2 separate regions of the Homo sapiens genome follow, and region 1 is linked to region 2. Evidence: chromatin loops called from intact Hi-C (ENCODE). Cell type or tissue: GM12878. All regions are shown on one strand. Each heading gives the region's core, and the rest is flanking DNA. Links, peaks and the distances in the headings are about the cores only.

Region 1 (5,384 bases), core at 241-5,240, 140 kb after region 2:
ACAGAACAGAACAGGACAGGGATTTTCACAATGCTTTTCCATACAATGTCTGGAATCTATAGATAACATAACCGGTTAGGTCAGGGGTTGATCTTTAACTAGGCCCAGGGTGCGGCGCCGGGCTGACTGCCTGTGGATTTCATTTCTGCCTTTAATTTTTACTTCTTCTTTCTTTGGAGGCAGAAACTGGGCATAAGACAATATGAGGGGTAGTCTCCTCCCTTAAAGGTTACTATTTATCTTCAGTTTCCTTCACTGCAATGGTACTAAAAATACTACTTGTCTCCTAGAGAGGTTGTGAGAATCAAATGAAGTCATATACGCAAAGTGTGTCTGGTAAATTGTATGCAATAAAGGGTAACTGTTATTGTTAAGATCAAATGTTAAACATACTGCCCTCATATCCAAGTAAAATTGGTGCCAGAAAAATTACACTTTAGGCCAGGCGCAGTGGCTCTCGCATGTAATCCCAGTGCTTTGGGAGGCCCAGGCAGGTGGATCACATGAGCTCAGGAGTTCAAGACCAGCCTGAGCAACATGGCAAAACCTTGTCTCTAAAAAAAATACAAAAACTAGCCAGGTATGGTGGTGCATGCATGTAGTCCCAGCTACTTGGGAGGGTGAAGCATGAAAATCACTTGCACTCAGGAGGTGGAGGTCGCAGTGAGCTGAAATAGCACCACTGAACTCCAGCCTGGGTGATAGAGCCAGACCTTGTCTCAAAAACACAAAATTACACTTTAATAAAAATAATAACTAAGATTGTGGAGTGCTGTTTTACCTGTAATAACTGTCCTCCTCTCCTCCCTATTCATTGATTTTTTTCCATCCTCATACTCAAAGTGAAACCTCTTTAAACAAAACTTAAAAATTTTAGTAAATGGTAACATAATAAATGACAAAAACTAATAAAAATAATTTTTTAAATAAAGCTAAATAAGTTTATCTCATCTTATATGACCAAATTTGGAAAATAATGGTAAATGTGCTCTAATTCTTAGAACAAGCAATAAATGAATTAGTTTCAGGGGTTTTGGTGCAATTTTCTGCCAACATTACATGACAGTACAATAGCAATACCTTCACTTCAGGTTTTATTCTATAGCATGATCATAAAAATAGTCATTTTCACAAAAATATTACAAGATATCACCCATTTCCTGAAGCCTTTCCTATTCAAGTCATTCTGTTTTGAAGCATCCTGCTGCCATTCTTTTCTTCAATTGGTAGTGGACTAATTTAGTGATATCCACATTTTCAATAGCTTTTTCAGAAACCATAGGACTTTTCCAACATCACCCTTTAGAATGTTTCATGAAATCCTGTATTCTTGCATGATTTTTTTGATGTGTTGTTAGCTTGGAAAAATGTCGATGTTAAGTCAGGTGGAAGGAAACAGAGCTATTCAAAGGTGTACTAATTTTATAACGTGTTAGTTATTCAGGAATTCTGCATCCCTAAGCAACCTACCAATTGTTGGAACTGGAATACAAGGCACAACCAAGCTGTATTGTGCCAGTGCTGCCCCCTGGTGACAGATATGAAGAACTGGTCCTCCCTTCACTTCTTTCTCCTGGAGAGGCTCCCCACCCAGGCTGTGTTCTCCCTTTTTTCCTGCCACCACTTCCCCTTCTATAACCAGAACCAGGATTTGTCTTTCATATGAAACCTCTGACTATTTTCTTTCTTTTCTTTTGCTCACAAACCTCTGAAAACTCTTCCTCTTACCTGCCTCCAACTTCACTCTCCATCTAGGTCGCAAAAACAACCTCAACAGAAGCTGATGAACATCAGGCTAGCTCCAGGAGTTCGCCTGTCTGTGTCACAGAACAGAAAAGCCATATGTTCAAAGTGAAGTTAGAATGAAAAGCATTGCTATCAACCTGGGGGGTCCTGGAAGGTGCCCAGAAGTTCTCTTCAGAACTCTGTGCCTCTTTCTTAACCTTTAAGAAAAACTTTCTCAAATACCAGCATTCATAATCAGTCACAAACAATTTCTTTGTTAATCTTTTTATTGCTGCTCTGACAGGGAAGAAACCTTTGTCCAGGTCATAGGGGTGGCCCTCCTAAGAGACTGTGCTGGAACTGTTGGGGCCCTCTTAAATGAAGGCAGCCATCTTTCCCCCCTCCAGATTGCTTCTTGGCATCCCAGTCTGCTGTGCTCTCCAGACTGCAGAGGACCCAGCGCTTACTGGCCTCCCACTCATATCCATGTTGGTTTCTCCCATCATTTGTCCTTCTCTCCTTCCTATTCATTGACTTTTCCACTCCCCAGCATAGCTGCGTCCTGGATTCAAGTTCTGGCAATACCATTTACTAGGTGTGTGTGATCACGGCATGCCACCCTTCTAGGCCTGATGTAGTTTGAATGTGTGTCCCCACCAAATCTCATGTTGTATTGTAATCCCCAATGTTGGAAGTGGGGCCTGGTGGGAGGTGTTTGGATGATGGGGGAAATCCCTCATGAATGGCTTGGGCCATCCCCTTGGTGATAGTGAGCTTTTGCTCTGAGTTCACATGAGATCTGGTCATTTAAAAGTGTATGCCATCTGCCCCCACTCTCTCTCTCGCTCCTGCTCTTGCCATATGACATGACTATTCCCCCTTCACCTTCTGCCACGATTGAGAGCTCTCTGAGGCTTCACGAGAAGCCAAGCAGATGTCAGCACCATGCTTCCTGTAAAGCCTGCAGGGCCATGAGCCCATTAAACCTCTTTTCTTTATAAATTACCCAGTCTTGGGTATTTCTTTATAGCAATGCAAGAGCGACCTAATACAAGGCTTCAGTGTTCCCATCTTTAAAATGAGAATAGCAACAGTACCAACTTCATAAGGTCACAGTGAGGGTTAAATACATTAAGAAAGAACAGGGGTGTGTGTTTGGTGGTGGAGGGGGCAGTGGTACTTGTGGTACTTAGCATCATGACTGGCACAGAGCTAGCACTCAATAAATGTTAGCCCTTGCTTTTTTAGTTCCTTTGTGTCTTACACCTAGGCTATCATGAACTTGCCAACGAACCCCGGGGGAATACTCCTTCCTTGGCTCTTCATGTGCCAGACTCATTTTCACTATTGCCAGAAGATGTGTTAAGGTAGCAGCAGAGAAGGCATGAACAGCACAGCCTTTGTGGGGGTAAGGAAACTGCAGGATTTTTCCTAAAGAAGATTTACTTTTCTTCTTCCCTATTTTCCAAGACTTGACAACCCCTTAGGTTCAGGAACTAGCAGAAGCAGTTTCACCTTGGAACACACTTTTATTTGTTACTTAAAGTAAAGGTAGACTTTTAAATTTCTTCCTTTGTTTATAAATAGGACATGATTATTGAAGAGAATTTAGAAAACCACAGAAAGTTTAAAGATGAAAAAAATCACCTGACTTCCTCCTTTCAGAGATAACCACTGATAACATTTCACAATCTCTTTTGCACACGTATATCTCTATGCTTGTTAAAAATAGACTCCTGGCTGGGCGTTGTGGCTCATGCTTGTAATCCCAGCACTTTAGGAGGCTCAGGCAGGTGGATTACTTGAGGTCAGGAATTCGAGACCAGCCTGACCAACATGGTGAAACCCCGTCTGTACTAAAAATACAAAATTAGCCAGGCATGGTGGCATGTACCTGTAGTCCCAACTACTTGGAAGGCTGAGGCAGGAGGATCACTTGAACCCAGGAGATGGAGGTTGCAGTGAGCCAAGATCATACCGTTGCACTCCGGCCTGGGCAACAGAGCAAGACTCTGTTTAAAAGAAAAAAAAAAAAAGATTTCTACCATTCTTCAGTTTTTGTTATACTTTCATGCTTTGCTTTATCACTTAACTTATATAGTGAACATTTCCCAGCATTCAATATTCATAAAAAATGACTGTACCGTAATTCATCATGTAAACGCACCATAAGTACTATATATTCTTCTATCATGTCTAATTTAAACAACCCTGGAATGAACACTTTATCAGAAATCTGTTGTCTTCAATTCTGAGTACTTCTTCAGTATTAATTTCTGGAGGGGGATTGCTGGGGTTAGAATGGATTACCCCACTTAATACTCTTTATACGTACTGCAAAACTTTTGCAGAAAGGTTGTACCAATTTACAATCCCATCGGCAAAGTCTGAGGGACCTAAAAGGCCCACCTCTAGTCTCTTGTCCTGGAGACACAGCCCATCAGCTTCTGAGTGGAGGTTGTGAAGGGCTGCTCACCAGAGCATTCAAGAGGGATTCACACTGCTTCCTGTTGCTTATTTTCAAGAGAACTTCAGGTGTATTAAAGAGGTGTCATACTTCAAATGACTCCTGTGATCTGACACTGCATTAAATTTCTCCACCGTTTTTTGTTTTTAAAGACAGGGTCTCGCTCCATCACCCAGGCCGGAGGGCAGTGGTGTAATCATAGCTCACTGTAACCTTGAACTCTTGGGTTCAAGTGATCCTGCCACCTTAGCCTCCTGAGTAGCTGGGACTACAGGCACGTGCCACCACACACAGCTAATTTTTTATTTTTTATAGAGATGGCATCTCACTATACTGACCAGGCTGGTCTCAAACTTCTGGACTCAAGTGATCCTCCCACCTCAGCCTCCCAAAGTGCTGGGATTACAGGCTTGAGCAACCGTACCCAGCCTCCACCCTCTTTTTAGTGAAACCCCCAAGGCCCTAGCACTAAAAGTGGTCGGCATGTGGAACAGCCTGAAACCCACCATCACTACCTCATTATTAGCTAACGCAGCCCCTCATGTGTTACCTGCAAACATTAATCACAAAAGTAGTTGCTTTTTACTCATTTATTTCTCATCTGTGTTCCTCACTATAATATATGTTCCACAAGGGACCACATTGTCTTATTCATCACTGTAAGCCCAGCACCTGGCCCTCTGCCCAGTATAGAGCAGATGCTCCATCAATATTTGTCGAATAATCAAATGATTCGTCTTTGTCCCTCAAAAAGCTACCTATATCACATGTGCCCCCAAGTTTACAAGAGTTTGGGGCTCACTGCAACCTCCGCCTTCCAGGTTCAAGCGATTCTCCCACCTCAGCCTCCCAAGTAGCTAGGACTACAGGCACGTGCCACCACATGCAGCTGATTTTTGTATTTTTAGTAGAGACAGGGTTTCACCATCTCTACATTACATCAGATGTAAATGTTTAATAGTAACTTAAGATATGGCCAGTTATTATATTGCCAAGCAGGATGTAAGTTTCACAGCTGGCATAGTCATTTTGTCAACAAAATCCACTGTTACTCACAATCTTCCCTATTTAGGAAGTCACTGCGAGGAGACCCCCAGCATGAGGCAATAGCTTCACAGCCATTCACTGGAGCATGTCACTGGGTTGGAGTTTGGGGCCAGCTTAGAACTCACATATTGGCCAAAGTAACACC
Region 2 (5,384 bases), core at 217-5,216:
GATTCACTGAGGCAGACTCAATTGTATATTCAGTGGAAGGCTGATCAAAGACGTAAAAGAATGTAACCTTTTGTCTCTAATCTACTTCTAACCTTGAAGCCCCCACTTCAAGTTGTCCCACCTTACTGGAGGACAGAACTAGTGTACATTTTACACGTTGAGGCTGTGTCATGGGCGTGTCCTTAACCTTGCCAAAATAAACTTTTAAATTGACTGAGACCTGTCTCAGATATTTGAGGTTCACAGATGTCTACTTCTATTCATTCCTGTAAACTTTCACTTTGATAAGAAGCCTCACTTCCTGAAAAAAATTTCATAAACCTGAATTCCGGGCTTCAATTTTTAAACTATGAAATTAGAAAATACAAGTAGTCTTCATTTAATTAGAGCTGATTTTCAAGAATAATTCCTGAGTTTGCCAATTATTCTTTCTTGTTCCGGGTTGCAGTTGGAATTTATAGACAGGGTGCTACTTCTAAATGACAGTAAGAGCTGGTGGTGCCTCCCTCTTCCATCACTTTTCTCCAAAAAGTTCTGGTGTCTGGTGCAAGAGGAAATGGCCCTAGTGCTGATGCTAAGGCTACTATGGTTATCAAAATAGTTGACATCTTTGAGATTCCTAAAGCTCTTAGAGGTCCAATTTCTACAGCTTTTTTTATTTCTTTTCCTCCCACTCATCACCCACAATTCCAATTATACGAAGCCTAATGTTCCTTTCCATTGAAGGCCTTGCCTCTCATCTTCTCCCAACTAGGGCAGTCCCTTAAACTTTTCTATGAAACTCCAGTGTGTTTAATTTCGGTTCCTATGTGTTCTATTTCTGGAAGTTCTATTTGGTTCTTTTCCATATCTGCTAGATTTTTTAGAGCCTATTTTTCCTTCAAATATGTTCAAGTTTGTAATTTACATAATAAAAAGCTTATTTACAATATGTCCCTGATAATTCCACTTCCAGAAGTAGGTGTGGGTTTGTTTCTGTTATCTGTTGTTTCTCTTGATTTTTACTCCTGTTACATTCCTTGTGTTGGCCACAATCTTAAGGCATAAAAATGCTTTCAAATGACACACAGAAACAAAATTCTCCAGTCATTTCTAAGACCCAGTAGTTTGCAGTCATCTTGAAACAAGAAAGAGAGATATGTTTTGGAAATACGTATGTAAGGATCATCGTCAAGACCTATTGGAGTTCAATCTACTAAACTTTTGATCTCATCTCTTTGTAGAGCTGGCTTCTGCTCCTCATGCTTAACTGAGGCAGAAGAATAGGGTCTGGAGGCAGGGAACATAAGGCTGATTCATGCTGACTTCCTAGAACTAAATCAAATAGAAACATATATCCTCTCCATTTACATAGGGCATACACTGAGTAAATGACTTTGTAACTTTATTTCATCCTCTTCACTTACATAGGGCTTACACCAAGTAACCAGTGGAAACCTCTAGAGGGTATTTAATCCCCAGAAAATTCTGTAACAGGGCTCTTGAGCCCCTATGCTCAGGCCCACTCCCATACTGTGGAGTTTACTTTCATTTTCAATAAATCTCTGCTTTTGTTGCTTTGTTCTTTCCTTGCTTTGTGTGTTTTGTCCAATTCTTTGTTCAAGACACCAAGAACCTGGACACCCTCCACAGGTAACCATAATTCACATAACCATAACTCATCCCTTGCCCTCAGGCTTACATAGTTGTATGTGATGTTTGCAAAGGTTGTCACATCTATTACTACTGCAATTCTCCCTGCAGTCCTATGAGATAGACAGAACTGGAGGTTTTTATCCCCATTTTCCAGACAAGGAAATAGTTATAATGGGTCAAGTGTCTTGCTCAAAGTCAGAGGGATAAAGGATGGGGAGGGAGATACCAGCTCCCTGTGCCTGCACCTCTGCTTCCATGCAGCCTCTCTTGATGGGCAGTTAGAATCCACTAGTGCCCATGATTACAGGCAGCTGACTTCCCAAACCGCTGTAGTATTTCTGAGCAAGAGGCAGTTTTTCTCAACAACTGTGTTGGAAAACATGAGATTACAAGAATGAGCCACTCCTTGCTTGGTCAATTGAACTGTCTAGAAGATGACAGCTCCTCCTGCCAGGCCGTCAACACTTTCAGTGAGGCCAGGGTTCTCAGGCACAGGCAGCCAGAAGCTCCTGTGATTTGTGTCGTGTCCCCCATGTGAGAGGAGGAGAATCATCCAGGAGAGATGGTGGGAGGAGGAACAGACCTCATTAACAGGAGCTGTTGGCTTCAGACCTACTGGGGCCAAAAGCCCCTAGAGAAATGTTGCACCTACTTGCAGAAATCTTTACAGCAGGAAGCCAGAGAGACAGACCACTGAGGCGGGGTCCTAGAAATGCCTGCAATAGCCTGAAAGTTGACATGTTTGAACCCTTCCCTGGAAGGCAGGAGATAGGGGACAGTAAACATCATTTTCAAAGCTTTCCTGGCCTCTCTATAAGGTTGGTGGCTGCTGGAATATAAAGAATGAAAGATAAAATGGGCCAGGCATTTTTTTCACTGAAGAAATCTGATAGGGATATAAGAGAAAGGTACTCTTCCTAGAGCTGCAAGAAGCTCTTGAATCCCACGAAAGGGTGTCTGATGCCAAATACAGACAGAACTGGTTCACATGTCAGTGCTTCATTGACTGGCTGGGTGACCTTGGGCAAATTGTTTCAGTTCTTTGAGTTTCAGTTTCTCCATTAGCAAAATGAGGATAATAACCATAACACCCACGTTGTGGTGAAGGTTTAGAGAGAACGAAATGACCTAAAATCCATTCAGTGTATGACAGCTAATAGTGCTACCTGTCATTTTATAGAAAGAGGAACTGAAATCCAGACAGTCAATATAAGGTGCCCAAGGCCATCCAGGAAGGACTGGCTGATGAGCAGTCAGGAGATAATGTGGATTTTCTTGTTTTAATTTCTCAGGGATTCAGTTTCCTCATCTATAAAATGGGAATAATATATATTCTCGATACCTTATCTGAAACACTTGGAGCCAGGTTTTCAAATTCTAGAAGGAACAGTCTGAATACCATACCTCTAGCAGGGTTTAGGGCAGTACCCAGTAATCAAACACATTACCATTTCTGCAGCAAAATGTCAGAGTATTTATATTAGGCGGGAAAAATAAAGACTATATATAGCTTCATGTTGGTTCAGGTTAGATTTCGCTACAAGAAGAATTTGGGTTTTTAGAGCTTTGGAATTTCAGATTGTGGACCTGTGATACCTACTTCAAGTTGTTTGGAGGATTCTACACCAAGTGACCAGTATGGCGGGGAGTGGGACTCATGTTAAAGTTTACTATTATTATCAGCTAGTCTAGTGATTTGACACAGGGCTAAAAGCTGCTAAGTCACCAAGACTATCTAGGCAGGATGCTACATCTCAGAAAGCCTCAAGAGGATGTCTACTGTATGTACTTTGAGTATACCACGCCCTTCCTGCAGGGCTGGGGAAGAGATGAGAAGGGACAATTTTCTGTGAAGACGTCCCATACTATCAGGCTGAACCATGAGCACTTGAAGCGCTCCCCTAAAGTACCACTGGGGTCCTATTGGGCAGGTCCTGGTTCTGGAGCCTCTGGAAACTGGGCTGAAGGTCATTTCAATTGGGGAACAAGAAGATGATGCTCTAAACCAGGGGTTGGCGCCTCAGAGACCTGGAAAGTAATATAAAGGAACAAAGGGGCCCAGATGTGGCCTATGGCAAGTGGAAAAACACCTGCCCATCCCAAAGGGCAGATGACACCAACTTAAAGTTGTTGGTTGCCATATAATAATTTAAGCCTTGTACTGACTAATATTTTGATTTTTAAAGAGACGTTAACATCTGAAATACGTGAAATGTCCTGACTTTTACCTATTGGCTACTCATATTTTTAAATGCTGTGCAAACCCAACAAAACACATCTGTAGACCTCCGATCTAAATAATTGTAGTGAGTGTAATTTAATTGAAAGCTTACTACGTGTCCGGCAGTGCCCTACAAGTGCTACATGTGTTACATTTAGTGGTACAACAACCCTATGAAGGAGGAACTGTTATTGGTGTTTTACAAAGCAGGAAAACTGAAACTCAGATGACATTAGATATAAAATGGTTACTGTCCTACAGGTCAGTAAAACTGATCTTTGCACTCTCATTTCTACAAATAGAAATAATTTACATCTCTACTAGAAACATCCACAAGCAACTTGTCGATCTTCTACAAGTGAATGCCCAACGTTACAGAGTCTGAACGTTAAGCAATAATGTCTTAGCTCAGGCTGCCGCAACAAAGTACCAAGACTAGGTGGTTTAAAATATATAAATTAACTTGTTCACAGTTGTAGAGGCTTGACATCCAAGATCCAGGTTCTGGCTGGTTTGGCTTCTGGTGAGAGCCCTCTTTGTGGCTTGCAGAGGGCCACCTTCTCACAGTGTCCTCACCTGGCCTTTCTTCAGTGTGTTCAAGCTGGTGTCTCTTATAAGGACACTAATCCTATCACATCAGAGTCTCACTCTTATGACCTCATCTAATCTTAATTGCTTTCTTAGACACCCCATCTCTAAATACAGCCACACTGGGGGTTAAGGCTTCAATATACAAATTTGAGGAGGGACACAAACATTCAGTTCATATAAATAGTAAAGAGTAAGTGAAGCAAAATAATAATTCCAAGAGCACAAGATGATCTCTAAGTGAGCTTCTTGGACAGTTCTCTAGTATGTCATTGAAACAAGGACACACAACAATGTCTTTGCTTTATTTCCAAATTTTGGATAATTTTTCTGAATAAGTACTTGGAAAGCAAATTTTATTAAGCTATCACTTGACAACTCAGGAAAGCTGAAAGCCTGTCTTGTTCACATGAAAATAAGCTCAGCAGTGACAATTGTCAAAGAAACACCAGCAAAACTTTTCCACTGATTTTCCTTTAAAAAATATTTTTCATATCAGTGATAAAACATTTTTGCCGTTATAGGCCAGGCACGGTGGCTCACGGCTATAATCCCAGGACTTTGGGAGGCTGAGGCAGGTGGATCACGAGGTCAGGAGATGAAGACCATCCTGGCTAACATGATTAAATGCCATCTCTACTAAAAATACAAAAAATTAGCTGGGCGTGGTGGCATGCACCTGTAGTCCCAGCTACTCAGGAGGCTAAGGCAGGAGAATCGCTTGAACTCGGGAGGCTAAGGCAGGTGGAGGTTGCAGTGAGCCAAGATAGTGCCGCTGCACTCCAGCCTGGGCGACAGAGTGAGACTCCATATCAAAAAAAAAAATTGTCACTATAATAGGACGACAAATGATTTTCAGTTTCAGGGGACTGAAGAATCTAGTCTTCCCCTAAGATCCCAGGATAGGTTCACAAAGTGTGACTATCTGAAATTGAAGGAA

What was found. A loop is a pair of places that touch in the nucleus more often than their neighbours do. Peaks named below come from ENCODE experiments on the same cell type or tissue, not always from the same donor. Only the 100,000 strongest peaks of a DNase experiment are listed, where the experiment ranks them.
Region 1: a loop joins it to region 2, with 6 times the contacts of the local background. A loop is called at or near these places in 1 of 110 quality-filtered maps.

What each region holds. Positions count from the first base shown.
Region 1 is chr10:93,122,791-93,128,174 of GRCh38, reverse strand. No RefSeq gene overlaps it. Among named protein-coding and RNA genes, the nearest start is that of CYP26A1, 52 kb to the right of the region's middle. RefSeq lists enhancers at 4,101-4,160, 4,251-4,320. In GM12878, for the core only: no CTCF peak of the experiment used is centred there; DNase peaks (open chromatin) are centred at 3,064 and 3,364.
Region 2 is chr10:93,265,082-93,270,465 of GRCh38, reverse strand. No RefSeq gene overlaps it. Among named protein-coding and RNA genes, the nearest start is that of CYP26A1, 190 kb to the right of the region's middle. RefSeq lists a silencer at 2,854-2,903. In GM12878, for the core only: no CTCF peak of the experiment used is centred there; a DNase peak (open chromatin) is centred at 2,715; H3K4me3 peaks cover 482 bases; H3K27ac peaks cover 916 bases.